Regions from separate parts of the Homo sapiens genome. Here all the other regions are linked to region 1. Evidence: chromatin contacts called from ENCODE Hi-C or POLR2A ChIA-PET data. All regions are on one chromosome and are shown on one strand. The core of a region is the stretch at or near the end of the contact, and the rest is flanking DNA. Distances in the headings are between cores, read along the strand shown.

Evidence for each region. A loop is a pair of places that touch in the nucleus more often than their neighbours do. ChIA-PET counts read pairs that join two places held with the same protein, here RNA polymerase II (POLR2A). Pooled maps may share reads with other maps.
Region 2: a map with no recorded cell type shows a loop between it and region 1 (3-fold over the local background). The contact joins two enhancer-like sites. A Hi-C loop is called at or near these places in 6 of 37 single-sample maps with no recorded cell type and 12 of 50 pooled maps. POLR2A ChIA-PET finds 5 or more read pairs at or near these places in 2 of 52 experiments (activated CD8-positive, alpha-beta memory T cell and activated naive CD8-positive, alpha-beta T cell).
Region 3: a loop to region 1 is called in a map with no recorded cell type, with 2.4 times the contacts of the local background. The contact joins two enhancer-like sites. A Hi-C loop is called at or near these places in 3 of 37 single-sample maps with no recorded cell type and 13 of 50 pooled maps. POLR2A ChIA-PET finds 5 or more read pairs at or near these places in 2 of 52 experiments (activated CD8-positive, alpha-beta memory T cell and activated naive CD8-positive, alpha-beta T cell).
Region 4: a map of Calu3 shows a loop between it and region 1 (3-fold over the local background). The contact joins two enhancer-like sites. A Hi-C loop is called at or near these places in 1 of 168 maps with a recorded cell type or tissue (Calu3) and 1 of 50 pooled maps. POLR2A ChIA-PET finds 5 or more read pairs at or near these places in 1 of 52 experiments (activated T-cell).

The regions. Positions count from the first base shown.
Region 1 is chr15:69,751,984-69,759,224 of GRCh38, reverse strand. It overlaps LOC107984788 (a long non-coding RNA gene), which reads right to left. Exons shown (of 3, transcript XR_001751592.3): 1 at 6,709-7,241; 2 at 3,019-3,069. Among named protein-coding and RNA genes, the nearest start is that of LINC00593, 80 kb to the left of the region's middle. Within about 2 kb of position 3,569, at least 6 of the 41 ENCODE cell types and tissues checked have a DNase peak (open chromatin) inside an H3K27ac peak, as active enhancers do.
Region 2 is chr15:70,260,394-70,267,634 of GRCh38, reverse strand. No RefSeq gene overlaps it. Among named protein-coding and RNA genes, the nearest start is that of TLE3, 170 kb to the right of the region's middle. RefSeq lists enhancers at 334-987, 4,788-4,937, 4,978-5,047, 7,232-7,241. Within about 2 kb of position 3,259, at least 6 of the 41 ENCODE cell types and tissues checked have a DNase peak (open chromatin) inside an H3K27ac peak, as active enhancers do.
Region 3 is chr15:70,241,565-70,248,805 of GRCh38, reverse strand. No RefSeq gene overlaps it. Among named protein-coding and RNA genes, the nearest start is that of TLE3, 150 kb to the right of the region's middle. RefSeq lists an enhancer at 2,807-2,856. Within about 2 kb of position 2,710, at least 3 of the 41 ENCODE cell types and tissues checked have a DNase peak (open chromatin) inside an H3K27ac peak, as active enhancers do.
Region 4 is chr15:70,059,458-70,066,698 of GRCh38, reverse strand. TLE3 (TLE family member 3, transcriptional corepressor) reads left to right here. Exons shown (of 20, transcript NM_001105192.3): 7 at 481-685; 8 at 2,229-2,245; 9 at 6,050-6,169; 10 at 7,239-7,241. Among named protein-coding and RNA genes, the nearest start is that of MIR629, 16 kb to the left of the region's middle. Within about 2 kb of position 3,963, at least 13 of the 41 ENCODE cell types and tissues checked have a DNase peak (open chromatin) inside an H3K27ac peak, as active enhancers do.

The sequences.
Region 1 (7,241 bases), core at 2,320-4,819:
CACAGGAAGTTCAGGTCAACCACATCCTGCCACGTCTTTGCAGACAAGATAACGATCCCCACCACCACCATTCTCTGTCCCACCACAGCCCAGCAAGGGCAGACAGGCTTCCTTTACTCTTTTGATAACCACTGTATGTCACAGCTAAAAGGGGCCTAACTCTGAGTTTCCCTCCTTTAAAATCATCTGGTCCACATGCTAATGGTCCAGAATCCCCAGGTCATCTCTATAGCTTGAAATAATCATTCTAAAGTAGGGGTCCAGGAATCTGTATTTTTAACAAGCATCCTGAGTGATTCAATGAGTGTTCAAGTTTGGGAAACCACTAGTTAAACCCTGCTGGGATGACTTTTCCCTGTCATCCCAGTAGTGTAGGCTGGGTTGTATCTTTGTCATACTTACTGTGTCTGTTATAAGGGGCCACTGAATGCTACTGAATTTGTACTTTGCCATTAAGGAAGAAGGCCTGGAAAGTTAATTAAGCCAGCTTGAGATCTAACCCGTCCAGCTCTGCATAAGCAAGAGGAATGATGCATTTGGAGGCCCTCCTGAAGAACTCCCAGCATGCCAGCCTAAGTCCACATGTTCATCATCTGAAGCCACCTTCTTGGAGTGATCTGGAACTGACCCTCAATCCACAAACATTAACCTTTAGCCCAGCAGTAGGCAAACTACTTCCTACAAGCCAAAGCCTGCTGCTTGTTTTTTGTGAAGTTTTATTGGCACAGAGCCACACCCATTTGTTTATATATTGTTTATGGCTGCTTTTGCACTACTATGGCAGAATAAAGCCTAAAATATTTACTATCTGGCGCTTTACAGAAAAAGTTTGCCAACCCCTGCATTATCCCATCTATCAACCAGCAAAGCTTCATTCCTGTGGCTGTATCAGATGGCCTCTGGCTTTCCCAGTCATGTACCCACAGTATCACAGCAGCAGAGTGCTTGAGCACCTCGTAGGGACTTTAAAAACATGTTGAATGAAGAACCATCACAATGAGCTATTTCAATTTCCATTATGCAAATGAAAAAAATCACAGCTTTTAGAAACATTAATTATGTAAGCCAAGGTCTAAGAGTTAGAAAGTGCTAGAATTAGACCGGGAACAGTGGCTCATGTCTGTAATCTCAGCACTTTGGGAGGCCAAGGCAGGCAGATCACCTGAGGTCAGGAGTTCGAGACCAGCCTGACCAACATGGTGAAACCCCATCTCTACTGAAAATACAAAAATTAGCTAGGCATGTTGGCAGCTGCCTATAATCCCAGCTACTTGGGAGGCTGAGGCAGGAGAATCACTTGAACCCAGGAGGCGGAGGTTGCAGTGAGCCGAGATCACGCCATCGCACTCCAACCTGGGCAACAAGAGCAAAACTCCGTCTCAAAAAAAAAAAAAAAAAGTGCTAGAATTAGAATTTTTATTGATCCCAGGTACAATATTTTGTCCTATCAACTTGAGGCAGTGATCAGGCAGAATCTTGCCGGAAATGTGCAGAAATGGGGCCTAGGGTAGGTCTTTTGGATGAAGGACCTGGATCTTGGGGCTAGGAGAGATGGGAAGGCCCTAGGAAAGAATGAAGAATTATCTGAAAGGATAAGCAGGCCTTGTCCTGCTGGGAAAATAGGTACCTTGAGAATATATTAAGCTAATTCATATTACAGTGTTAGCTTCTTTCTGGACCTGCTGTGACAAAGTTAATGGAGCTTTTTCACCTGGGGGTAAAGGAGGGTACATCAAGGAGCACAGAGAAGGGAGAGCAGAGTGAGTCAGGCACGCTTACCAGAATACGACTCAAACCGAACCAGGTCTCAGTGGTGTTGAGTCACTGGGGCATCAGTCAGGAGCCTGGGCAGCCACCTGGCAGTGGGACTGCGGTGGAGGTGCCCACCCCAGGGGATGCCTGGGCCCAGTGAACATGAAGCCCTTCCCAGCTCTGAGGTTCTCAGAACCCTTTGTGGCTTGAGTTAGCCCTGACACTCTCCCATCCACTTTACGGAGAAGCATTAAAGCCACCGAACACCCCCTCTTGAATCTGATGAGATTCAGCTTTGTCAGACCCACTTTCCCAAGACAGTCATAGAAAATGGGGGATTCTCTGGGTTGGCTGTTTGGAATTCTTCCCCAGATAAATCACGCCCACGAGGTAGCACCAACAATATGTAGTCTCTGTTTCTTTAAAGTGAAAGAGAATATAAAACTGAATGCCAAAGACTCTATTTTGTTGTTTTTTCCTCTAACCTTTATAGTTATCGCACTTACACTGAATTCACCAGGAGGTTGTTCCGTTATAGCATGCATTGATTCTCTCCAAAGCACTCACTTTAGCTTGCAAAGAAACAACTCTACGTTTTTGCACTCATATTTCATTGCATTATGAAATGATGGATTGCATTATTTAATCAGAGTAACAGGTACAGGTTGAGAAGAAATACAAATAGCCCTCAGTAAGCACACACAGCTCAACCAATGGAAACATATGTGCCCAGGAAAACTGGAGAGAAGCTTCAGTTGGAGCTGCTAGCTTCAAGGGTTTAGTGTATCCCAGGCATGGGCACAGTGCTAGCTGAGTAGTGTGGAGAGTCTACATTAATCTAGCAAGCTGGTCCATTGCAGGTTGCTCAAGAGGGCTTCTGCTGTTTAACTGCACGCAGATGCCACAGCCCTTTGTCACGGACAGAGCACTGTCCAGCGTAATCCTCATGGCCCTTTAAGGGAGGCAGAGAAGATTTTCATATAGGAAAAATGAGGATCAGAGGCCTTGAGTGACTTTCTCAGAGACAAATGTGCAGTAATTACCTCCTTCGTGTCTGTACTGCAGGAGCCCAGCACAGAGTGGACACATGGAAAAAAAGGCCACCGTTTATGAAACAGAAGTGATAGAGCCAGGCCCCAAACCAGGTGGATCTGCTTTGAGAGCCCATGTTCTTTCAACTCACTGATGAACATTTGTGAAATGCACACTATTTGTCAAGAATTATGGCTGGCCCAGATACAAAAGATAGGGCCTATTACTTCTCACCTGTTTAGGGCCATGTGTTTTCCAGCTCTTATTTTTCTCCCCACCTTTCTCCTGGAAAAAAAAACAAAAACTTGTTTTAAAAGGCTCAATTCTTCTGTCTCCTTTGGTGTTAATTCTTCTGCAAAATAGCCTGGGAAGAAACAATTGATTTGAATTATGCCAAAGCTTTTCAGAAGTGGGGATGGACAGAGTGCCCCCCATCCAGTCTCACCTTTACTCTCCACCCCATTTCCTACTTCCACCTCCAAGACTTCCCACACTTATGCAAAACATCCTGGCTGAGTCTCACCAAGAGCTCTAGGGGAAACCCTAAACCTCAGAGTGAAATGAAGGGGCTGATTTGCCCCTGGGGAAATTAGACACAAACAAGGCTGGGGTGAACCACCAGTCTTGAAACTGTTTCTCTGGATTAGTCACAGGGTTACCCACTCATGAATGTTCCTCCCACCTCCTCACTTCAGGCTCTGTTATTCTAGAGGGCTGGCCTGGTTACAAGGGTAGCCAGATTAACTAGGGTCTAAATGGGAGAGCTGGGGCACGGATCATTCACCAAAGAAACCGCAGCGACCTTCCGCCTGGGTGGGGCTTCTCTTCTTTTAACCTCCCGCGAAACTGCTAGTCAGCAGCTCTGTTTCCTGCCATTGCTCGAGGAGATCTTCATGAGTTTCATAGGAGTAGGATTGTGCCTTCAATCCATCATCTTTCTAGGGAAGGTAGCAGTATTTCATTGGCTTATTTCTTAACAAATAATATATTAAAGACTGCTTTCCTCCAGGTACCTGTTAGACACTAGGAATATAGTGGTAAGCAAAGAACTGCTTAGGAGTCTTGCTCTTGTGTTTTTGATGGTTGATCTCAGGTTGTTTAAGAGGCTTCTGCTGTTCAACTGCATATGCGACAGCCCTTTTACATGAACAGAGAGAACTGTCCAGTAATTTAATCCTCATGGCCCCTCAAAGGTGGCAGAGAAAATTTTCATATAGGAAATTAGGATCAGAGGCATTAAGTAACTTTCTCAAAGACAAACGTGTGGTAATTATCTCTTTTATGTCTGTACTGCAGGAGCCCAGCACAGAGTGGACACGAGAAAAGAAATTCTATTGTTTATGAAACAGAAGTGATAGAGCTGGGCCCCAAATTGGGTATATCTGTTTTGAGATTGCTTTGTAACACATATACATCAAATAACTGCTAGAGACCAGGGCAAGGGGGTTCTGTCTGTTTGGTTCACTGCTATATGGTTAAGGCCAAGAAAAGTACCTGGCATACAATAGACATTCAATAAGCATTTGTTGGATGGATGGATGGATGGATGGATGACCCAAACAATTGCAGGTCATGCTGAATGTAAGAATTAAACGTAACATGGATGAGAATGCATCACGGGATTTATCATCTCTTTTGGGTCTGGGGAAGACTTCTTTGCAAAAAATGATAACCCAGACAAGATTCAAGGGGTGAGCAGGAGCTGGCTAAAGGAAGGAGAAGATAGTGGCAGGAGGAGCCACGCAGACACAAGGAATAGCTTGGGTGAAGGTCTTGAAGCAAGAGGGAGCACAGTTTATGAAAGGATGCTGAAGAAAGTTTCCAGAGCTGGAGGACAAGTGGGAAGGAAGGGTTGGTTCAAGGTGACTCTGGAGGGGACAGCAGAGCAGATCCTAGTGGCCTGAGAATAGAACCCTGACCTCTTCCACAGAGCAAGGAGGAATCACTAACCTATGTTCAGCAGGAATCAATGTGGCCAGACTTGCACTGGCATCACAAGTTGAAGTGCTTTTAGGAAGGTCCATTTGGGAGTGTCTAGGTATACATGACCAATGGGAGATGATGAACTTGCCATAGCTTTTAAAGTTTAAAGTGACACATTTCTAGCCTACTACTATTTCACCTTCACATCATTACATAATGTATTTTAACAAATACCGATATTGCATTACTATGTGACAGATGTCATTCTAAGTGCTTTGCAAATATAAACTCTCACATTGGCCTTGTGACATTGGTGCTAATTATTATCCTTTTTAAAAGATGAGGCAACTGGGCTGGGGCATTTAAACCAACACAGCAGATGACAGAATGCCAGAGTCTTCCTCAATTCCTGTGATGCATGGAGGACTCCAGAAGTCTCCATGTGCCCTGTGGAGGGTGTGCAAGGAGACTGGCCTTGGAGCTGCAGTGGGTGAGGTAGCTGGGGAAGACAGATGGGGCTGGAATGAGAGTCAGTCTGCTTTCAGGGGATCCACAGCACCAGCGACAGTACAGTGGGGCCTTGTTGACAGGAAGAGATGGTGCTCTGTGCCTGGGCCCTGCTGCAAACCTAGCATCTCTCCACACAATCCTAATATCCCTTCAGTTTTTCCTCCACCAGGTCATCTGCTTTGCAGATTCTATGTCTTCCTCTTTCTTGGTTGACCGCCTCATTTTAGCAGAACAGTCCCTCCAGCAGCATCCTGAGACAAGGAGAATGCAAGGAAAATGTGGGGGGACTGTCATTTAAAAAATTCTTTAGCGCTCTTGTGGGTTGCTATTTGGCTGGGCATAAATTCTATTTCACAAGTCACTTTTCTTCAGAATTTTAAAGATACTGCTTCTTTGCTTGTAGTTTTCAGTGTTGCTGCTGAGAAGCTCACACTCAATTAATAGTTTGGCTGGGTATAGAATTCTACAGCCTCAGTCAGCCTCCTGAGCCACTGTTGAGGAATCCAACGCCATCCTGTACCCTGATCTTTTATATATGTTTTTGTTTTTATTTGCTTTTCGTTTTTCTTTTCTGGAAGCTTTTGATATTTTTTCTTGATCTATGGTATTCTGAAATTTCCTAATAATTTGCCTCGATGTGGATCTTTTTGTCATTTGCTGTGTTTAGCATGTGGTAGATTCCGATAAGTAAGCTCATGGCTTCAGTTGTGGGAATTTTATTTTTGTATTTTTCCTTGAATATTTTCTTCCCCTTGTTTTCTCCATTTTTCTCTTTTTGGGACGTTTAACTTTTTGGATGCTGGATATCCTTGATGGATCCTCCAATTTTCTTATCTTTCTTTCCTATTTCCAATCTGTTTATCTTTTTGTTTTACTTTCTGAGCATTCTCCTCATCTATCAAATGTGTTATTTTTTAAGGTTTTTTTTGGACTATTAATTTTAATTTTCAAGAGCTCTGTCTTATTCTCATTTGATCCCCACTCTTTCTTTTTACATTCATTTTTATTTTCTTAGATGCAATATCTTCTCATCTCTGTGATGATGTAACTTGTAATTTTTTGAAGTCTACTCACGTTTAAAATGGGTCACTAAAGATCTGATGAAAAGCTCCATAGGGTTGAAAAGGGCTTTTCAGTTGGCAGAACTCACTGCAAGGTAATAATGTGGGAAGCTAACCATTTCACTGAGGAACCAATCATCAGGAATATTCCTATTTTGTAGATGAGACTAGTCACTGAGAACATAAGTAATTTACCCAAGTTCATATAGCTAGTAACTGGTGTGCTGAGATTCAAACCAAGAACATCTCATTCCAGAAGCAGTGTGCTAAACCACTGTGCTGCACTGCACTGCCTCTCAGAGCAGCAGCAGCTAACATTTAACAAGTGCTTTCTGTGTACCAGACACTGTTCTAGGTACCCAAAAATCATTTAATTTAATCCTCATAATAACATTTTGAAGTAGCCACTTTTGTTAGCCCCATTACTGACCAGCAACTTGAAGCACAGAGAAGGTAAACCACTTGCCCAAGATCACACAGCTGGTAAGTGCTGGAGATGGAATATAATCCTAGGCAATCCGCCCCAAGCATCCTTTCTGCTTTGTCTCCAGGAGTCTCCATTTCATCATCTGAAAAATGGCAATGTGATTCCTAACTCAGTTATTTTGAGGATAAAATGAGAGAACACATGTAAGAAACCTGTACCTAATAGACCTGAAACAGATGTTACTTTCATTAAAAAAAAATTGCTTTCCTCTCTTAGGCTTCAGTTTCTCTAACTTTAAAACAAGAAGCTATAGATTGTAGAAGAAAAGTTTGTAGGCTCCCTAAGGTCCCTCCTGGCTGTGAATGTCCATGGTCTAAAAAGTTAGGGTAGACCTAACTCAGAGGAGTGGAGATAGAATAGGAGTGAGGGTGGGAGATATCAAGACCTCAAGGCATAGAGGAAGAAAAAAAAAAAAAAAAACAGGAGGTAGAAGCAAATGTGACATGTTCTAGATGGTTCCATTTTCCAACTCGGGC
Region 2 (7,241 bases), core at 2,010-4,509, 510 kb before region 1:
GAGATGAGGCTGGAGAGGAGCCATGGGAGATGAGGCTGGAGAGTGGGCCAGGTTGTCAGGAGAGCCCAGGCAGAGGGGACAGGCAGTGGGGAGCCATGGAGGGGTTTATGCAGCGAGTGGCATGTGGGTTTGCTTCAGAATTATAGCTGTGGCAGAAGCGGATCAGAGTGAGGTGCCTGGGGGACCATGGCTTGTCCAAGGGGACACTTACCCTAGCCTCTGGTAAGTCTCTGACATTGCAATTGGTTTTTATTTGGATTGAACCTCTTTTTTCAACAGAGCAGGGGCCTAAAGCTTTGCCTAGCACTTTTCTGGGCCCTTTGAGGATACAGAAGGGAAGAGAATATGACTTTTGACCTCAGGGGCCTTTCATCCCAGTTGGGCTCCGGGCTGACCCAGAAGCCATTTGGGAAGAGTGAGCCGAAGGGCCCTGGCTGGGCCTGCCTTTGTCCCACCACAAAGGAATATGTCCAGGCTGCTGCTGATGATGTGGGGGTCATTATCTTAGAGAAGGCACTGTGAAGATGTGAAAACAAAAGGGAGGGTGTGGAGTGAGAGAGGAGGGAGTCCAGAACAGCCCTCTAAGCAACACCCACGTCTAGGAGGAAGCTGAGCTGCCCACAATCAGGGAGGAGAGCGGTGACGCCTGGGTGTCCAGCAGCTGAGGCCAGAAAGTGTGTCAAGGAGGAGGAAGTGTCGGCAGTGCCAGGCCGGGTCCATAGCCCACGTGCGATGGGGGAGGAAGGGCGTCCGCTAGATTTGGCAACAAGGAGGTCAGAGGCAGCTGTCAGAGGCCAGCCTCAGCGGCCTGGAGGGGGCCGCAGCCAGACTGAGGGAGGTGGGAGGTGAGGAAGTGGGAAACACTTGTGTAGATGCCCCCAGGTGAGAGGTTTGGCTGTGAAAGAAAAGCGGGGGTGGGACCACAGCGGGAAGGGGTCAGGAAGCCAAGAAAGGGATGCTTTCCAGAAGAGGCTGAACTTGTGGCAACACTGTTGGCCAGGAGCCACGAGAGAGGGAGGGAGCTTGGGGATGCAGCAGATAGGGGCTGATGGAAGGAGCGGTCTCTGAGGGTTAGGGAAACTGCTGCGGTGGAGACAGGGAGGAGGGCGGAAGGCGGGCGTGGGCGCAGCCGTCAGTCCACAGGTTGGGTGGCAGGACCCGAGGGCCTCTGGAGTCGTGCTGTGGAGGGTGCTGAGTCTGGGCGGCTGGGCCTGTGTGGAAGGTCATGGTGGGCCTCCAGCTATACCACTGTTGCCTTCTGCCTTTCTCAATTCACCCCTCACTCTCCTCTCCTTCTCCTGCCCCCGCCTCACATCCTGGAGAGGACAAGAAGATGTAAGGGCCTTCACCTGGTGCCCCTTGGCCTCACGGTGCTGGTGACACTGGCAGAGATGGAGAGGGGAAGCAAGGAAGCCCTGAGAAGGCTGCTGCCTGGGAGGAAGACGCCAGAGCTGCAGTGTTAACCTTGTGGGGGAGCAGGGGGTGGTGGGGGGATGAGAGCCGGTGAGGGAGTCAGGAAGCTGACGGTGTGGGGAGTAAGGAGAGTGCCTGGGTTCACTGCGCATAGGCTTGGGCAGGCTGGAGGAAGGAGCTGTGGAGAAAAGCCACAGAAAATAATTTCTCCACAGGTCCGTGGGCCCCGTGGTCCAAGGTAGAGCCAGTTTCCTCTGCAGGGAGTTTTCAGCGAGCGAGAAGAGAGGAGGAATATAGAAGACAGACTGGCCTTTCATCTGGGCTTGACATCTGCCATGCAAATTGTCACAGAATGATGATGTGGCTGAACCGGTGGCCAGATGGTCATCGTCCTCAGTGGCTGGTCATGGAGCACCCAGAGAATTGCCAGAGGGTGTCACTGCATCCCCCAGCAGGTGGAGCAACCCTCCTCCTGCCCATCTTCCTTCTCCATTCTCCAGAATGAGGCCTCTCTCCTCCAACAGGTGACAGTCACTAAGGCACGAGCCCTAGTGGGACAAAAGCATCCCCATGTGCAGGGGGCAGGGCTGGGCCTCGGGGTCAGCCAACTGGAGTCTGGCTTGGCGCTGCCCTCTGGCTTTAGCTGTTTCTGTATCCACCTCCCGTGGTGCGCTTCTTAGCCCCCTAGGTGCTGGGTCCCCAAGCCCCCTGCTCCCTCCAGGAAAGGGCTGCTGTGGTCCCCATGGGCAATTCAGTTCCTGTCTGTCTTCTTCCTTTCATAATATACACTGGGGAGAGGGGGCTGAGGTCGGGGGTGAGGACAAAGGTGGGGAGACTCATTTAGTTTTCATGAAAGTTCTACTCTCTTGGAACACTTTTGGGGGCTTGGCTGGCCTCCAGGAAGACAGAGGCAGGCAGGCCTGTTGGAGAAGGTTGTCCAGTGTGTGCACTGCTCAAAGGCACCTGGTGGGGGCTGGGTCAAGTGGGACCTGAAACCCACCCTAGGCCCACTGGTCAAGCCCTGGTATGGGCTGTGTCTGCCCAGAGGAGGAGCCTTTTCTAATTCACACGAAGGCGTTGTATAGGCTGGCTGACTCCTCCAAAGGTTGGAGCGTGTGCCTGGGAAGCTCCACACACCTATCCTCAGCCAGGTGGGTCAAGGGGACCTCCAGGTCAAAGGCCTGTAACAAGAACCTTCTGGCAACCTGCATATGCAGCTCAAGTGGCCAGAGGAGGGCTGGGAATTGGAGGATTTCCAACCTATAGGTCCCTTGGAGAGGTCAGGGTGGAGCGTGGGGTGGAGTGAGGGTGGGGCAGGAGCCGGCGTTGGGGAGGACCTAGGAGTGTAGGTTCGTGGCCAGGATAGGAGGAGTGAACAGAACAGAGATGACAGCACTGGCTGGGGAGTGCTGGGCCTGGCTCCTGCACTCCTGGGACACTCCTGGGAGACTCTTGGCAAGTTGCTTTTCCTCCCTGTGCCTCAGTTTCTTCATCTGACAAATCTAGAGGGAGGGAATAGACCAGGGCAATGACATGCATTTAGTCACAGGAGACAGAGTTGGGTCTGCAACTTTGACATGTCCTGGGGTCTGGGCTTGGATTTCAGTCGCCCTCCCTCCCGCCTACCCACCATCTCTCTCTTTCCTGAAAGGAAGGGAAACAAACCAGAAAGGGATCTGCCTCCTTTGCGGCGGGGTTTCGGGTGGGGGCGGTGGGGGGGTTCCGTTTCCATCAGCCCCTGGAGGAGCAAGAGGAACAGGAAAATTACAGTATCAGCATGGAAACTACAATTGGAGGCGTCTGATTCACCAGGGAGGGTGACTCGTTCCTCTTTTTTTATTTTTAGTCGCTATTATGTCGGCAAGGAGGCCTGTGCTCATTAACCTGTATTGCCAGAGCAGAGACTGCGAAACCGCTGGTGAATAAACCTGCCCCAGCTGCCCCCTCTGCTCCCATCAGTTATTTATAGCCTGCCTTCCCTCTGGTGAATTAATTAACTTGTACTTGAGGCCTTGGACAGTATTGTGTTTAGTTGGATGTCTGTGTGGAGGCCAGTGCTGGAAGCGGGTAGCAGGAGTGGAGTAGGCTGGAAGGCGGGGCTGCTGGCTGCCCCCAGCCCTGCAGTCAATCTTCCTCACTCCAGCTCTGAGCTCCCCCGCAAGCCACTCCCATGCATGGCAGAGGAGGATTGAGGGGTCACTTGTACCGCAGCTTCACTGCTTAGAGCCTTGGAGCTTTGGGATTTTAAAAGCCAGTTTGACAACGTACTAGGACAAAAAAAAAAAAAAAAAGTACATCCTTTCCTCTCAGCAGGAAAGCAAGGGCCCAAGAGGTAAAGCTCCAAAAATCTCTGGGCCAGAGCAACGCAGGCTGAAAGCTGTATCCCACAGGCAGGGGTTCCCTGGAGGGCTGGGAGGAGAGATGAGGCTGGAGGACGTTTCCAGAAAAGGCAGGGAGAAGCGGGGTGCATCAGCATGGACTTCAAGTCTGTGAGAAATGCCCAGGACCTCAAACCCAGCCTCCTCAAGTGAGAGGCAGCATCTTGTTCAACCATTCATTAATTAATTGGTTCATTTCTTCATTCAATAGCATTTGTAAACTCCCCAGTGTGTAGATGAATGCTGAGCTAGATTGTCCCTGCACTTGTCGCAAACCTTCTTTGTCTGCTTGTACACACCCCTCTACACTCCCTGTCTAGTAGGGAGCCAGTGTCTAGCCAGTGAGGATAACGTCCACTGATTGGTCGCCTCTGTATTGCCAGAAGCACCTAGCCCAATGCTGGGCACATGGTAGGATTCAGTTATCGTTTGGGGACTTCCTTGTCTCAGGTTTCCTAAGGAGACAAGGACTATAAGCAATGCCAGCCACCACCTCCCCCAACTCCCCATCAGCATCCCCAAGGCTGCCCTAAACACACACAGTCCATATAGAAATGGAGTCCTGGCCTTGTCAATGCAACATCGATGCCAGTCCCCTAGGAGCCCCCATCTCCTACCCCCAGATGGCCTCTCCTGTATCCCAGAGCCCTCTCCCCTATCCAAGCTAGATCCCAGGTTCTGACCTCCAGTGCAGGCTTCTGGACAAGGGCACCCCTGGGGGTCATCTCTTGTCACTGCTCACAAGCCCCACCCAAGCCCAAGGCCCCAGACACCCACTGTCCAGGCTCACAACCACTTGCTCCCAAAGCAGGCAGCTGGCCAGGCGCTGGTCATGTGGAGGGGCTACTCTTGGAGTCACATGTCTCCTGACAGAAGTGGACATCCTGCTTCCTTTCTCCCCTGGCAGTGCTGACTCCTAGAGGAAGGGGATTGAAAGGGGCTAAGCCTTGGACTTCACCCATGAAATTCAGCGCATTTACTTTTCAGGCCTCTTTGCACCACTGCTCACCAGGTGCTCACAGCCAGCAAGTGCCAGGCAGCCTGATTGTTGCTCTGGGGCTCCGTCCTGCACCCCGGAAGTGGCCTTCTGGGGTAGGCTTGTGACCCAGCCCTCCACACCAGCCTGGAAAGTTTGGAGGTCGGGCTCCCACCCTCTCTCAGCACCTTGAATGACCTTGCTGAGTATTGATGATGAGTTCTCATCAGCACTAGTGATAATATGAAAATCACTATAATTAGAGCTGGCAGGTTGGTCTTGCTCTGCATTAGAGATGATGTGAATTGCTTATAGGGGAATTCCCCACCCCCAAGTCCCACCCCACCTGGGAGAAGAGCTTCACACCCCAGACCTGGCTCTCTCCAGCTCTCCAGTCTCCCCTGGGCCCCCGGGGCCAAGGCCAAAGTTCTCTGGGCACAGTTTTGTGCCCAAAAATTACCCCTTATGCCTGCAATTTTCCATTTGCACCTTCAAAATAGAGTGCAACTGGCTAATTGCCATGGCAATTAGGTAATTGCAGGTGCAATTAACATCTTTCCAGCAAAGCAGGGGGAGAGGGAGGGGAGACAGGGGAAGAGAGAAACAGTGAGAGGAAATGCAGGAGCCTGCAAGACAGACCAAGAGGTTGTGAGAGAAAAACCGAGGGGATGGGGAGAGAAAACAAGAGTGGGTGGGCAAGGAGAGAGATGGGATGGCTAGAAAGAAGAAAGGTGTGTGTACAAAGAAAAATACATCAATAAGACTCAGCCACTGTCTTGGAGGAGCTGATGGCCTAGAGGTGAGAAGGAGGCCCAGAGCAGAGCAGGAAGGTGGATGTGGAGCATTCCAGCCTGGTGGCACCGGGAAGCTTTCCCAGGGAAGGTGGTGCCTGAGCTGAGCCTGGAGAAGGGCTTCTATAGGTGGGCAAAGGGAGGCGGGAGTCCTGGTGGTTATATCAGCATGAGCCAAGGTCCAGAGGTGTGTGAGCCCAAGTATGCCCCATAGGACTTCCTGCCATAATGGGAATGTTCCAGACCTGCACTGCCCAGGCCAGTAGCCACCAGCCATGTGTGGCTATTGAGGACTCAAAATGTGGCTAGTGCTATTGAGGAATTGGATTTTTAATATTATTTAACCCTAAATTGAAATTTAAATAGTCACATATGCTCCGGTATTGATCCACACAGACCACAGAGGAATGGGAATGGGGCCTGGATGCCAGGGAAAGGCCCCATAGCAGCTGTCCCCCTCCTAGTCCAGGGGACTGGAGAGGTGGCATCAGGTACCGAGATGGGGAGGACAGAAGAGGGGTTGAGAAGAATGGGTTGGGGCACCACATGTTTGGATGAAGACTTGTTCACCATGAGGAGATGGTTAGGGAACCATGGCAAGTTTGGGATTGAAGCCCCTGTCCCTGCCCTCCCTTCCCTCAGTACCCTTGTCGCTGTAGAGGTGTCTCCTTCCTGGTGTCTCATTTGGGGAAAGCTCCACACTCATTCTCTACACGGTTTGGGAGAAGGAGAGGACTGTGCCTCTCCCTGTCCCTCCAGCCCCACTGTCCCTAGGCCCAGCCCCAACCCAGCAGCCCAACTGCCTTTACAGCAAAATAAGCTTCAGTGAGGTCACGTGGACTCAGGGCAGCCACACACACTCATACGTATCCACACTCAAACATACAAATACATATGGTCACACCATCACCCCTGGACACACTCATACAAGCACACACACCCTCAAATCCAAGTGCACACAGCCTCACAGACAACACACACACAAGTGCTTGGGGCAGTGTTTACAAAGCCCTGGAGGGGCTGGGAGGCTCCCGCCCTGTGCAGGTGGTTGGAGGTGTGGATCACCATTAGCACCAGTGACATTCAAGGACAGAGCCCAGAGACCCACTGCAGGGGTGCCTTCATTGGGTCCCCTTTCCCTTTCTCACCTTTCAGCTGGAAAGGCTCTGGCCAGGCCCGGGCTGCGAACACCAGGCTACATTTGGGGAGGGGTGTGGCCCCAGGACTGCGCTGTGGTGCACCCTGCCTCACCCTTGCCATCTCGTCACCCTCTCTCCCAGCCTCCTGCCCCACTGCTCCTTTGCACGCTCTGCCTGCCTGACATCTCTCTCTGTCTCCTCTCTCTCTTTCTCGTTCCCACTCTCTCCTCCCTCCCCTTGCTTGGGTCCTTCCTAATCTCCTTCCCTCACAGTGTCTGGTTCCCTCTCCTGTGCTAGAACCAAACCTTCCAACCCATGAAACTCCAACCCTAGGGCTGCCGCACCAGACTTCTGGAATGTTCTCCTTTGCTGATGTTGTGGCCTGGCTGTGAAAGCCCCTAGGACCTGAGAACAGGACTCTCTGGACTGCAGCAGCAGAATGAGTGTGGTCAGTGTCTAGGCCAGCAGAGGGGACAGCAGGCCTTGTGGAAGACAGAGGGTGAAGACCCTTCACGCAGTCCATTGTCTGAGTGTGCACATATGT
Region 3 (7,241 bases), core at 1,461-3,960, 490 kb before region 1:
GGAAGGGCTTGGTGGGTGAAGAGGGTTGGGGCTGCCACTGAAGCAAAGCCTCAGGGAAGGCGGAGCTTCTGTTTGATTTAAAGGAAACCTGGAAGTGTTTTCTTGAGCAGAGGAAGGGAGGAAGGGACAGGAATTCCAGGAAGCACCAGTGGTTGGAACAGAGATAGAAATGCGGGAATGAGAGAGGAAGGATGGAGAAACCAGCTTGGCCTAAAAGATCAAAGGGTGATACAGGTCATGAAAGGTCTAGAAACCACAGCTAAACTTAGACTGGCCATGGAGGCAGTGAGGAGGAGGACAAAGGCTCTTAGGCAGGTGATGTGTGGACAAAGGAACTCCTTCCTGCCTCTGTGACTGTTCTGTTATTCTGTAGAAAGTGGGGCTGAGGAGAGGCAGAGGTTCCCTTCAAACCTTCCCCAGCTCCCCCGCCTCATGCTGCAGGCTGCAGAGGCCAAGGCCACCATGTGACACTGCAGCCCCTCCTCGGGACCCCCTGGTGTGGCTTTTGTGGTCTGCCTTTCAGCAGCAACGCAGCCAGCTACATGCAGCCCACCAGAGGCCACCCCGCAGTGACCCCGTGTGAAGTGGCCTCGGCACAGAGAGGGCCTATGCAAATGAGAACGGAAAAAGTGATGTGGGTACCTGGTGGAAAAGTTTCCTTTCCCAGGCCCCCAGTGTTGGGGGTGGGCAGTGGGAGGTGGGCTGAGGCTCAAGGTTATGTCGAGCATGGCTGGGTTCAGCCCCTCTCGCCTCTCACAGAGAGAAAAGCAAGGATTTGTCTTCAGGGCCCAAATCCCAGATCTGGGCTTTCCTCCCTCAAACCAGGTGCCCTGGGCAAGTGACTTCTCCCTGAGCCCCAGTTTCCTCACCTGTAAACAGAGGAGGGTGAAAGGCCTGGCTCTCAACAGGTCCTCCTTGTGCATTTCACTGACTTCTTCACTATAACCCAGGAGACCTGACATTTACACAGAGGGGCAGGAACACGAATACTGGCAGGCCCAGGGGTGTGACATGGGACACAGCACAGGCCTGCACACAGGACTGTGGGCATGAGGCAACCTGGTATGGAGACTAAACCCAACCTAGCCTCATTCCTCTGACTTCTAAAACCCTGTGTGGCGAGCAGACCCGAGGCTGCTGGTGGAAACCCCTGCTTTCCTCCTTGTGAGGTTCCGGGGAAAATCTGACAGGCTTTAATAAGGAGGAAGCCCTGAACGGACAAGACAGCGTCCTCTCCTCTACTCACCTCCCCCATCTGGCTGGCATAGAGAAATGAGTTGGTTGGGGACCCCAAGTACGGGTGCTAGCAATGGCACTCACCTGGGGCTTCCTCACCTCCCTGCCCAGGGCCTTCCCCTGCTCTTCTTGGTGTCTCCACCTCCTGGCTGACTTCACCTCTGTCTCCTCTCCACTCTGAGCCAGGCTGCCTGATTTCAAATGCCAGCTCCTTCTTTTCTAGCTGGGTGACGTCAAGCTATAAACCTCTCTGTGCCTCAGCTTCCTGATCTATGAAATGGGGCATTTCTCCCCATCATTTGGCTGAGAAGAGAAAATCAGCTAACCTCTGTAAAGCACCCAGAAGGTACTTGAACGAGACCTGATGGTGAGGCAAGTTGGTTATTTTTATTCAGATGGGCCTCCCAGAGGGAAGCCTAGCTCCTTAGCACCTTTCTCCCTCCCAGAGACCTCTGCAGATGAAGGCTGGTCTCAGTGAAGAGCAAGCAAGGATTGGCTCTGAGTCAAAATAAAGAGGAAGGACGTGGGTGAGGACGTGAATTTTATGATCCCTGAGCAATGTCACCCTGGTGCCCAGGAACTAACCCCCTCACCTGCTTCCCCAGTAGGTCTGACTGCTCCAGGCCCCTGCTGCAACTACTTGGGCAAAAGCTTGGCCCTCTGGAAGCTTGCATTCCCTAGGAAGCGGGCACATTAGAGGTTCAGGAGGAGGGAGCTCAGAGCAGTCAACCACATGAAGTTACCTTTCATCCAGGGCCTTTGTGGCCAGCAAGTCAAAAACAAAATATTATTGTTCCCACTTTGCAGATGAGAAAACTGAGGCCCAGAGTAGCGATGTGACTCACCTAAGGTCATGCGGCTGAGGAGCTGGCTCGGGAGTACACATCTGCCCAGGCACCTGCACCACACCTAACAGGCAGAACGCAATGGGCTCAGTTGCCTCATCTGCAAAATAGACTCTCAGCATCCATCCTGCACCTGGCAAAGGAGGCGGAGAAGGGCAAGGATTCCACCCCCAAGCCGGCCACGCCGCCCGCCGTCCTGCTCCAACACCCACAGAAAGACAGGAAATGGCTCGCCCAGGATTCTCACTTGGCCTTCCCTTCTAGCATCCACTTTAAGATTGGCAGGGGCTGCTCTGAGCAAAGCCACCGCAGCTGTGACCCCTTGAGGTCAGTGTTCGTGGCAGGGGCTGCAGGGTTGTGATGGGCCAGACATTGAGGATAGCACTTGAGAGGGCTGGGGACCCTCTGCTTTGGCATTCTAAAGGTCTGAGTCCCTCCTAGGACAGGCCAGAGACAGCATCTAAAGATACCCAGAGATAGGGACGCAGCAGGCCCAGTGGGCTGCTAGAATCCCAGCAGCCAGGAGAGTGATGTGTCCCAGCAGAGGAGGCCACTGGAACAGAGCAAAAACCACAGGAACCGAAACTTCCCGGGTGCCCATGAGTCACCACCCTGTGAGGGCTGGGCCCTGGGGCTGGGTGGGAACTTTCCCAGGCCTTGACCCTCAGCTCAAGGGCATGTCCCTTGACCCCATGACAACACAAAGAGAGGGCTGCAGCCTGGGGTTCACACCCTGGTATGTCTCTGTCTTACTCTCAGTATCTCTGCCAAGAGATCATTTGATTCATTAATTAGTGTAAGTATGTATATCTTTAGAATAGGAAATACAGGCATATTGCAAAAAAAAAAAAAAAGTGAAAATCAAGCCTCCTCCCCTCCCCTGTTCTTCACTATCAAGTTCCTCTGCCCCCAAGTCTCCTCCTTGGAGGCCTCCACTCCTACCAGTTTCTTTAAAGCCATATATGTTTGTATATGCATTTAGAAACCCAAATGCAAACATGTGTGTGTTCATTCTTTTCCTCTTTTTACACAAATGGTAGCATGTCAATATACCTTGGAACCCTCTCCTTATAGAAACATACAGGGTCCATTCTCCTTTCTTCAGTGGTTTAAATCAATACTAATATGTATTTCGTATAATTCTGTGGGTTGAAGAGGCACAGTTGGGAGGTCCTCCATTCCATGTGACGTAGCTAATGTCATCTGTATGTTGGTTCTGCTTAACAGTTGTGTAGAGTCCCATTGTACGGACATCATTGTTTATTTAATCAGTCCCCTATTGATTAACATTTGGAGATTGACAATCTTTTGCTTTGATAAATAATGCCACAGTGAATGAGGAGCACACACGTCCCCTGTGTATCCGCATGATGAAATCCTAGGGTTGGCTGTGCCGGTCAGAGGGAAGAGCAGGTGTGGTTTGGCAGGGGCTCCCAGTGGCTCTCCCAGACACGCTGATTCCTCTTCCTGCCAGCCCCACACTCTGGCACCTGTCCTTGCACCCTCAGCAGCAGAGTGTGCCATACTTTTGATCTTTTTGATATAATGGTTCAAAAAGGGTCTTTTTTTTTTTTTTTTGAGACAGGGTTTCTCTCCCATTGCCCCGGCTGGAGTGCAATGGCACGACCTCAGCTCACTGCAATCTTTGCCTCCCAGGCTCACATGATTCTCCTGCCTCAGTGTCTGGAGTAGCTGGGACTACAGGCACATGCCACTGCACGCAGCTAATTTTTGTATTTTTAATAGAGATCTGCCTGCCTTGGCCTCCCAAAGTGCTGGGGTTACAGGCGTGAGCCACCACACTCGGCCTAAAAGAGGGTCTTTTATTGAAGTTTTAATTTGCATTTCTTTTATGAGTAAGGCTGAGTAACTTTTCATCTATTTAAGAGCCACTTATATATTCTTTTGAAACGGTCTTCCTATATTTTGCCCATTTTTTAAATTGAGTTATTGGTTTGTTCTTGTTGCTGGGTAGGAGATCTTTATACAATAAAGAAATTAATCCCTTCTTTGCAATACGAATTGCGATTTTATTTCTCAGCTAATTTCTCTCATTCTCTGCAGGAGTGGCCCAGAGTGACCAACCCAAAGGGGGTGGAATCTCTAGGCTGTAACAGTGGAGGACTGGGTCTATTCTGAGCTGGAGAGTATGGCTGGGACGGTATAGAAGAGAAATGGCTTCCAACAGCTCCTGCCCTGGCAGGTGGCTTGGGGGAGCCCACTCTGGCCTGGCCAGATCTCCAGGGCCCCAGGCCCAGGCATCATCCTATGAGAGGGAGGCCAACACCTAGAAGGTCCAAGCAGTCTGAGGGGTTCAGGGGCCCAAGGTCACCAGAAAGAAAGAGAACCCAGGGTTCCTGGGTCCCAGTGTGCTGTTCTGCACCTGGGCCAAGGCCCTGGAAAGCTCCAGAAGGCAGCATGCCTGTTAATAACATCTCACATTTACAGAGCCCTCCCATATGTCCAGCCCTGCACAGGTACTTGACTGTCACCACCCCCACACACAAACCCATTTTGTTCTCCCCAGCAACTCCATGGGGGTGAGAGCCAATGTTATTGCTCTACGACAGAGGAGGAAACGGAGGTCTGTCTACATGACACACCCTGGAGAAGTGGGGCTGGCCCACCAGAAAGCAGCAGCTCTTACTCAGCGGAGAAGTCCAGCCAAAGTCCTGGGGTGGGGGCCTCATTAGGGCGCTGCTTGGGGAGCAGAACCTCTTGCAGACTGAGCAGAGAATTTCTACCTGCCCTCCCCTCAGAGGGGCCTGAGCCTTCCTTACCAGGCTGGTCACTGATGCGTCCTTGAATAAACTGTCTAAAAGAGCACCCAGCAAGGGCCTGGCCCCGCCACTGCCCTCTTGCTTTGTCAAATAAACCCGAGAAATGTTTTCAGGCCCAGGAATCCTGGAGAGGGAGGCACAGCCCTGCAGAAAGGGACAGAGCTGCTCTGGCTTGGAGCCAGAAGTGCTGCTATCAACTTGCAGAGGCTCCTTGGACAACTGTCACCTTGCTGGCTTCAAATGCAAGGAAGGAACTGGGTCAGATAGTGTCTGTGTCCTTTGTCACTCAGAGCAGTACCACTCTGGGGTGTGATACCCCTTCCCAGGCCTCCCTCCCAGAGTGTCTAATGCTCCTTCATCCTGCTTCTCACCCACCAGCACCCACCAGTTGCGGTTACTCCCGTGAGGTCCAGGAGAGCAGCTGCCACGTGGGTCCTGTTTAGCTCTGTCGCCCAGTCACCTGGCAGACATGCAGAAGTGTTTGTTGAATGAATGAATGAGCAAAACTCCATTGCTTTGCCAGAGGACACCACTAAAGAGCCAATGAAGAGTGTGATCAGGTTTCTTGAAGCCCTTCCCTGGAGCAAAACCCCTGCTGCTCCAGAGACATTGGTGAATTCCTCCCTAAGGAGGAGCCCCAGACAGAAGGCCAGGCTTCAGGAGCTCTGGGCTGGCAGGGGCAGGGTGGGGTGAGAGACAGTCTTCCAAGCTGAATCACCCACCAGCCTCGGGGACCCGGGGATGAATGGTGGCAGAGCAGGTAGGAGTGAAAAGGGCCTTTGGTGCTTTCCAGCTTTCTGGAGAAGCACAGGTGGGATGTGAACAGTGGGCTGCTTTGTTGAGAACTAGGCAAGCAGCAGGCTAGGCGGAGTCATCTCTTGCGTGTCTGTGCCACATGGCCCACCTTCCCACTTCCTTGCTTCACAGCCCAGCAAAGAGGTGGTTCTCTGCAGAATGCCGGCCCTAACCCATTTCCTTCCTGGATGCGGGGAAGCCCCTTTTCCCCTGGACCTGGACTGCCACAAAGGCCCTGCCATCAGCAGCCCAGCTGGCTCCCTCAAGACACTGAATCGTTTTACTCCCTGAAGCCTTGAGGTCTCCCTGTCTCCCACCCTGCCCAACACAAAGACTCTCATAAGTTTCTTGGATTAATTTGAATTGACTGATTTGAATTGAATTGACTTGAATCTTATTGAAGTGAGTTGAATTAAATGCCAGATTACAGGCTTCATCGGAGCCCATAGAAATTTGGTTTTTCTAAATGCTGGTCCATAGATCAGAAAGGCAAATTTTCATCCCTTGTTTCCAAATCCTCCTCGGGGAGGTAGGCAGGGAAATGGGGGTACAGGAGAAGGGACAAGGGGAATAGGATTCAGTGATGGCTTCCTCTGAAAAACACCACTCTCCAGCACTCCCCACCTTTCCAATTCAAGCTTTAAAATGCCAAAAAACCTCATTCCCAGAAGCAAAAAGAAGTCAGTTGAAAGTTCTCTGTTCGGATTGCAGGTGGCGTGCATGAGTACTGATAATGTCAGGATGGCAGAGCTCTAGATCAGGTACGAACCGGGAGCTGGAGCAGAACATCCAGACGACACTGGCAAGAAGAGGCTTGTTAGCATCCTGGGAGTGGATGATAGTGTCCAGGCAGAGAGGCCACCATGACCTAAAGCCAGATATTTTCAGTGTCTACTTCCTTGAGCCTGGCAGGACCTGGCAGCGGTAAACCCTCCCTCCCAGCAACCTGCTCATCCTTGAGGTTTTCATTTCCTTCTCGGTCTCCTTTGCAGGCCAGGCCTCCCCTGGGTGGCAAATGCTGGCAAATGGGTGCCTCTTCCCTTGACTCTACTTTCTCTGGTTAATCCCATCCACTTCCTCCTTGGTGGGGGTAGGGGAGGCCCTGACCTCCACTGCAATGGCTTAGTCACCACCCAGACAAGATGGCTTAGAGGTGGCTCTCAGACCCTGCAGCCATCCTGAGACTCAGATCCAAAGAGCCACCTGCTTCCTTAACTTCCCCACCTGTGTGGCTACAGAGACCTTGAACATAAGTTTATGAAAGTGAGTCTGCTGGCTAACCCCCGCTCGGGCCTTCCCTGTCTCAGCCAATGGCCACAGCATTCATCCAAATGCCCAAGCTGGACACGGGACCAGGCCTTCAACTTATCCTTCTTCACCCTCCATAGCCAATCCACCCCCGAATCGCGGCAGTGTTGCCTCCTCAAGATCTCTCAGCTTCCTCCAATCCTCTCCATCTCTGCCCCTGAGTCTGTCCCCGGGCTGGACAAATGCAGTAGCCTCCCAGCTGCTCTTCCCAAACTCACCATGGCTCCTTCCAATCTGTTCTCCATAATGCTGCCCGAGCGATAGTGCCAAAATGCAA
Region 4 (7,241 bases), core at 2,714-5,213, 310 kb before region 1:
TTGGAGTTCCTAAGAAATAAGGAGCCTTCCCCAGGGTCCAGCCTCAGGGTGGAAGATGCTGGCAGCTAATGCTGAAGGCATGTATGCATGAGCAAACACTGCCAGGGCTGTGAGCTTAAAAATGGATCCCTCTCTACTCAGAGGGAACCCCATGACTCTGCGGTTTTTTAAATGCATGCATTCTTTATCTCAGGCTTGGAAACAAACATTGAGAAATTATTTGTGAAACGGGGGTGCAGGGAGTTGGGGGGTGCTTGAAGACATAAATCTTTACATTACAGTCTATTAACAGACTTCCTTCAGCGAGACATTCATGTGAACTGAGCTGGGGGCAAAGGTTTTGGGGGTGCTTCCCCCTGCCACCCACCCAGTGAAGGAGCAAGAGGAATGGGAAGAGCCACTCCCTCCCTCCCTCCTGAGGTGGCCACGCCTCCCCTGCCCTCCCCAACTCAGCTGTACTCACCACCGACTTCATTGCAGCAGCAGCAGCTCCAGGCGCAGCACCTCTCCCATGCCACACACGGCCCCCCGGTCCAGTTGCCACCCCACCCGTCAGGTCTCCAGCCTCCAGGAATCCCCCCAGTGACAGGGAGCAGCTCCGGGCTGCTGGCACTGGGCGCCCTGGGCAGCCAGGCCCATCTGACGGTGAAGGATGAGAAGAACCACCATGAACTCGATCACAGAGGTGCGGCTGGGCTGGGGCAGAGGGTGGGGCGGGGCAGGGGTGGGCATGGGCGCTCATAGGCCTCACAGTGAGTGGACCCAGCAAGTGCTGTCGTCCTAAGACCAGGAGTTACCAAGGATTTGGAGTCATCTGTTGATACCTGGTGCAGGGAAGCCAATGCCATCCGCATCCCATGCACCTTTTCCTACTCCTTGGTGTGGACCTGGTATTCTCTGTCCTGAAGACCCTGTCTGTTCATCTGGAGCTCGCTCCCATCTTCCTACAACACCCTTGCCTGTCCTTCAGGGGCCAGCCCCAGTCCAACCCTTCAGGATGCCTTCCTGGTCAGACTAGGGGCTTTTTCAAGTTCCTGTAAGAGTTTAAGAGTTGGGATGCCAAAGTTGAGTCCTTGTTACTGTCGTCTTACATCCTACCCCTGGAAAATGTCTTGTGCTCACCACGATCATTAGTTCCCTAGGACAGGTGCCAAGTTCTTGGGTGTTTTCCTTACATCTATGTCTCACCAATGCAGAAACCTGGGAAAGGTGCACAGTCAGTGCTCAGGTAAAGGTTTGTTAGCTGACTGCCTGTAAGTGGGGGTAGTGCACACCCCAGCAAGAGATCACATAGACTTGGAGTCAGAACTTGTTCTCTGACCCTCTCTGCAGCCCCTACCATGAGGACCCATGAAGCTGCACCGAGCTTGGCCTCAGGAGTGGTTCATTGGATCAGAAAAGAGAAAAGCCTGGCTCCCTGGGAGGCCCTTTTCAAAAATTGGTGCCAAATGCACTCTGCCCTTAGATACGGTATTTACTGGGGCACGTAGCCAACACCTTCTGAGCACTAGGGACCTGGAATGTCACCATCCTGCCTTGGCCCAGGCCACAGGGTGGTAGCCGGTCCAGGGAACTGGAGGCTACATTTTTTTGTCTTACAGTAGGATGGTCCTTTTGGCAGAGGAAGAGGGGCCTCTCCATAGCAGACAGGAGAACTGGGGAGCTAGTGCTTAGCTGGGCACAGTTTCAGAGGCTTCAGCTTTTAGGGGCATCCTGACAAAGAATCACAGAATGGTGTTAATTTCAAAAACAAAATTAAACCACTGTTAAATTCCTTTTTTTTTTTTTTTTTTTAACAATAAAGTTCTTAACTCCCAGGTCCTACTGGTATTTTATATGGCATGATCCTTCTCAAGCTTGTGATCTTAAGACCCCTAGCCTGCTAAAGAGTAAACTTGGTGCCCTCTGGCATGACAGGGAGAACTGGGTCAAAGGCCTACCCTCCCCACCCTGGGGACTGGGCCTCCCTTGCCCACCCTGGGGACTAGAGGGGTGGGGGCAGCATTGGAATTTGGGTGGCAAATTTCCAAACCGAGAAACGCCACCTAATGGCCCTGCCTTGGCTGATCCACGGAGACAGCAATCCAGGCCTTCTGCTCATTTTAAAACCAGTGCACTAGCAAATCACAAAAGCCAGCTGGACTTAGACTGACCTTTTTCCTTTCTTTTTTGTCTTTTTGTTTTGGGGTGCCTGACCTTCCTCCTGTCCTGGCCTTCTTTCCCCAAAGAGAGAGAATCCAGTGCGGTAAGTGTTGGCACTCTGGAACCCGGAGGGGTGTTTGGGTGCTGGGAGGAGGTGGGACTCGGGGCTCCCAGAATCGCGGGCCTGAGACCAGTCAGTCGGTATCCAAAGCTGGCTTCTGGGTTCCCGCTTCTGCTCTGTGGGTTGTAACTAGGGATTTTGTTGTTTGTTTACTCTTGCTGAGCTGGGAGCTTCAGTGCTGATGTCTTAGTCCAGAGCCAGTGGCAGGGTGAGGGGTAGCTACTGTCATAAAATGGGAGCTGCTGTCGTCACCTGTTGAGAGTGACCTTCAGTTGTGGAAGCCCTTCCTCTCTCCAGGCTTTAGGTCTGCCATTTGTCAAATGAAGAGCTTGGGCTAAATGAGCTCTAACTCCGTTTCATATGAGAGGTGATACTCTGAGAGGTCAGCTGACCAGCCCTGGATCTTCCATTGCGAGGGGCTTTGTGGAGTCTCTGGGCTAAACCCAGGGCTAAGGACCCAGGTGTCCCATGTTCAGGGCCAAGGTTTTTACCACCCCCCTGCTAGGATGCCTCCTGTATGATCTTGCATCCTCCTCATTCCCTTCAAACGCCTGCAGTTTCTCCCTGCTCTGGGCTTTCACTCGATTTAAGAAAGTGCTAGCAGGCGAGCATTAAGGCCAGGCCGCCTGCGTGTCTGCCAGCTCTGAGATTTGTTGTAAATCTTTCTGATCACACTGAGGCTCCGAGGTTCTGTTTCAAGTGAATAAGCCTTCTGAATAAGCGCAGTGGAGTCTGGATAAAAAAAATCCTCCAGCGATTAGCAAAGCTATTTTATTCCTCATCGCTGTCCTTGTATCTGGGGCCATCTAATCTGTTAGGATGGCTTTGGTTATTACCTCGTGTTAAGTAGGACTTGGAAGGTCAGGCAGTTAACTAACCATCTAGACAGCAGCTTCCTTGCGCAGCTCTCTCCAATCCAGCCCTCCTTCCCTTCCTGGCCCTCCCCCTACCCAGGCTGACTTTTTAAACCTCCCATTAGCAGTGAGGCTGGCGTCCGTGGCCTCTTGACCCGCCTACATGCTCAGAAATCCAGGACCACATTTGGGCTGAGGAATGGCTAGGTACCTAAGAGAGGAGTCATTGAAGCTGAAAATCCATGTTCACTGCCTCGGTACTGATCCTCTAACAGTGGCATTTTTTCGGAGAGGCAGTTTGCCTAGATAGGCGGAGGCCTGGATTGGACATTTTAAGGCTGAGGTCTGGTCCCAGCTTTATGAGGCCCTGTGTAGTTCTCTTGGCCTCTCTGAGCCTCAGTTTCCTTATCCATACCATGGGAATAATTCCTGCTTGACCAACCTCTCAGCTTTGTTTCGGAAGACCCTTTATAACCTGACTGAGGATCCAGATTACCTGGCTAGCAGGGACCCACTTCAGTGGAATTGGAGGGGGAGTGGGAAGCCCAGCACTCTCTAAAGAGCATGAGTCTTTACCTCATCCTCATCCCTATTGGCTTCTGGCTTTGTGCCCCATCTGTGAAAGTTTTCTGCTAAAAGACCCCCCCTGGGAACCCCCAAGAGCTGGGCTGTTTACCATGCTCGCTGAGGTCCATGCATGGCACACATGGGCCTCAGGAAACTCCAGTGGGAATGAATCAAGATGCTGGGCAGAGGCAGCAGTGGGCAGGGCCGAGGCTGTGCGCATGGCATGTGGCGTGGTGACGGTGTCAGCGGCGGTGTAGACTGAAATAATCAGGCTTTGGAAACCAGGTTGTCAACAGATGAGGCCTACGGCAGGAAGGACAGGGCTGTGTCAGAGTGGGAGGGGGGATGGGGGGACGGGCTGGAAGCTGTCCCAGAGGGGTTAGTCTGGAGTCCAATTAGTGGTAGCTTCATTCATATTTCCTTGCCTAGCCGAAGCAATAAAAAATACTTAGTTTTTTGGCCGCCTGCCAGCCAGAGGCGGGCTGGATCGATGCCGCTAAATGCCTGACATGACTCTCCGGTAGCGGCGAGGGTTTTCAGCCTGACTGCATGAGAAGAAAGAGCTCGCTGTTCTCCCGAGCCGAGCACCGGGTCGCGAGGAGAAACACGAGCAGCCGCACGCCCCCTCCCCTGCCCGCCCGCCTGCAAGGGGCAGCCAGTGCGAGGGGCTGGAAGCATTTCTGCTTAGCACAGGGTGGCCACCACCGTCAGAGGAAATGAAATGAAATGACGGTGATTTTTCTGCCGGCGATTGCAGCAGCTAATTGAATTGTGGCTGTGCGCGCATCGCCACCGCTCCTGCACGGCTGTGGGGAAGGTTGAGCTGCAGTTCCATTATAACCTCCATTTTTTCTTCAAGGCTTGATAACTCTGCCATTTTAATTTGCTTCGGGCAGAAACTTGGCCGGGTAGGGCTGCCCAGAACCCGGCTTAGGAAAGGAAATTAAGTTCTGAGGCTGGTTGCCGCACTATTCCCACCGAATACTGCCCAGCCCCGTTCCCTCCAAGTGGCCCTTGCCCCTGAGCCACGCTTGGCCTCTGGGAAAGTGGAGAAGAGAAGGGAAGCCTCATTCCACTTGCCTTCTGATGCTCTTCTCTTCTGAACAGATGTCCCTCTGGGTCTCCATATGACCTCCTGTGTTGCATGGGGACTGGGACCTGGGATGGCCTGTCCTTTTCTTCCAGCTCCATCATAGCTGGACCATGAGCTCCTGGAGGGCAGGGATTGTATCTCATTCATTCTGCCACTCCTGGCCTGCAGCACCAGGGCTGACCCAGGGCAGCTGCTCGGAAATTGGTGGGTGGGTGAAGGTAAAGTTTGGACTCTTAGAAAGGAGTAAACCTCACCAATATCATAGAGGGGCATTGGTCCTGATATTAGTCTCTGGGCACAGAGGTTTGCTGGCAGGTGCCCTTGCCAGTTGCACTTCCCTCCCTGCTCCCCAGCTCGGTGGTAACAGCCACATGGTGATTTCTGACCACTATCAACCCCTAGGACTACTCCGTCATCTTCCCTCTTCCCAGGCCTCCCATCCCAAAGGCTTCTCATCCTCATTTGCTTTATAGTTGAGGGAGAACTCACGAAATTTTGGGGTTCCCTTTGTGCCACCTTCTGCTAGGGGAGCTTGGGCACATTCACCAACCTCTTGGGGTCTCCACTTGGTGATGGCTACAGAGGCAGTGACTGTCCCTGCCCTTGCTCCTTTCCCTGTCTGTCAGAGGGAAAGGCTTCATGACGTGGCATTTTTGTTTTTTTTACAACCCTGGTGTTTCTCCAGAGTTGCTGACAGCCTCACCGTGGAGGCGGGGGTGTTCACACAGAACGCTTGGCTGCTCATCTCCACTGGGAAGTTGGTGGCTGCCTGACGCCCTCCTTCCCTATCAATCTCCCCATTCCTGTCGGGCTCAGCAAATGAAGTATTGCTCATGGCCCCTGCCTGTCAGCTCAGATCCATCTTACAAGACTCAGTGCAAATTCCACTTATCCCTCCTTTGAGCAAATGAGTGTGGCAAGCGCGAGATGGGTGGTGAATGAGACCCAGGTGACCCTCGCCCTCACAGAGCGTAGTCCCACAGGCCAGAAGGCAGACGGCTTACTGCAGGGTTAATTATTTAATAGCAGTGCAGAGCTGCAAAAGAGAATTGGGGATGCGCCCAGGGCATCTCCCCGGGGACTCAGTCTCAGGGGAGTGGGGAAGGCTTCCCTGGCAAGGCTCTGATGGAGCCACGATCTGCAGGGCAGAGAGGAGTTCAGCTTCTCTTCCCTCCCCTGACCTCCGTGTCACCTGCACTTAGCTGTGTGCGGATGTGTGAATTGTTACACGCAGCAGAAAGTTTTAACCCCGAACCCTCTTTTTCCTTCCAGAATAACTCTGTGTCACCCTCGGAAAGCCTCCGGGCCAGTGAGAAGCACCGGGGCTCTGCGGACTACAGCATGGAAGCCAAGAAGCGGAAGGCGGAGGAGAAGGACAGCTTGAGCCGATACGTACGTCCAAGGCGCCATGGCACCACTGGGGTTTCTGTTGGGTAGGGCAGGGGGTGTCTGCAGGGCCCAAGCTGTGGCCAGGGTCTTCTTGTGGTTGGCAGTGAGTCAGAGAAGCACAGGTTGGCGATAGGGGACCCTATTGAGGAGAGCAGGGTGGGAACAGGGCTAGGGTGAAGTTCACACACGCTATGAGCATGCGAGCCACTGTGGGGCGGAGGTGGATGGGGAGGTCGTCCTAGCCTCCATGGGGTCTCTTCCCACAGACAGGCCAACAACCCCATGCTGCTGTCATGGTGCTGCCGGAATCCCACTTGGCTCTAAGGGGCTGCTCCCAGTGACCCCCAAAATGTGGACCCTATAGTCCTCTCAGTTGGCCTGAGGCATGCACTCACTTGGCCACCCAGTCATGGCTTTTACTAGCCTTTTAATGGGATGCCCCCGGCACGTGAGACCCTAGTGGAAGCATGGCTGTTGTGTTTCCCCTGTGTCAGGCTGTGCAGGGCTGAGAGCTGGGACAGAGGGAAGGGGAGGATATGGTGCAGGGCCTCAGCGGTCTTGCACCCAGCCCTCTTCAGCCACATGGCTGCTGTGTGGCTTTGGACACATTGAGCACCCAAAGGACACTCAGCTGTGTTTCTGTGAGAGGAGGCAAGTTACTATCCCACACAGATGGGTGGGAATGACCAGGTGAGAGCAGCACACTGACTGTGAAGGATGGTGGATGTAAAACCAGCTGGGAAGAAGGTTCTGGCTTCAGAGAGAAGCAGAAGGGCAGGCTGTGGGGGCAGGGGCTTAGAACTGCTATGATGGAGCGGGTGTCAGTGCGGCTGCCCAGTGGGTACAGGAGTGGAGTAACCCGGGGCCTGGGCTAGGGGACAGCCTCACGGGGAGACCGTGTTGAGCTGGAGTGGAGCCTGTTGAAGGGCAGGGCTGGAGTAGAAAGCATGGACTTTGGGGTTTGGCCTGGCTTCAGGTCCTGGCCAGTAGAAGGACAGGGTGGTTTGGGCTCAGTCAGGGGTGGGGAAAGTGTGGCCTCTTACTGACCAGTTGGCTTCTCTCTTGGTTGCAGGAC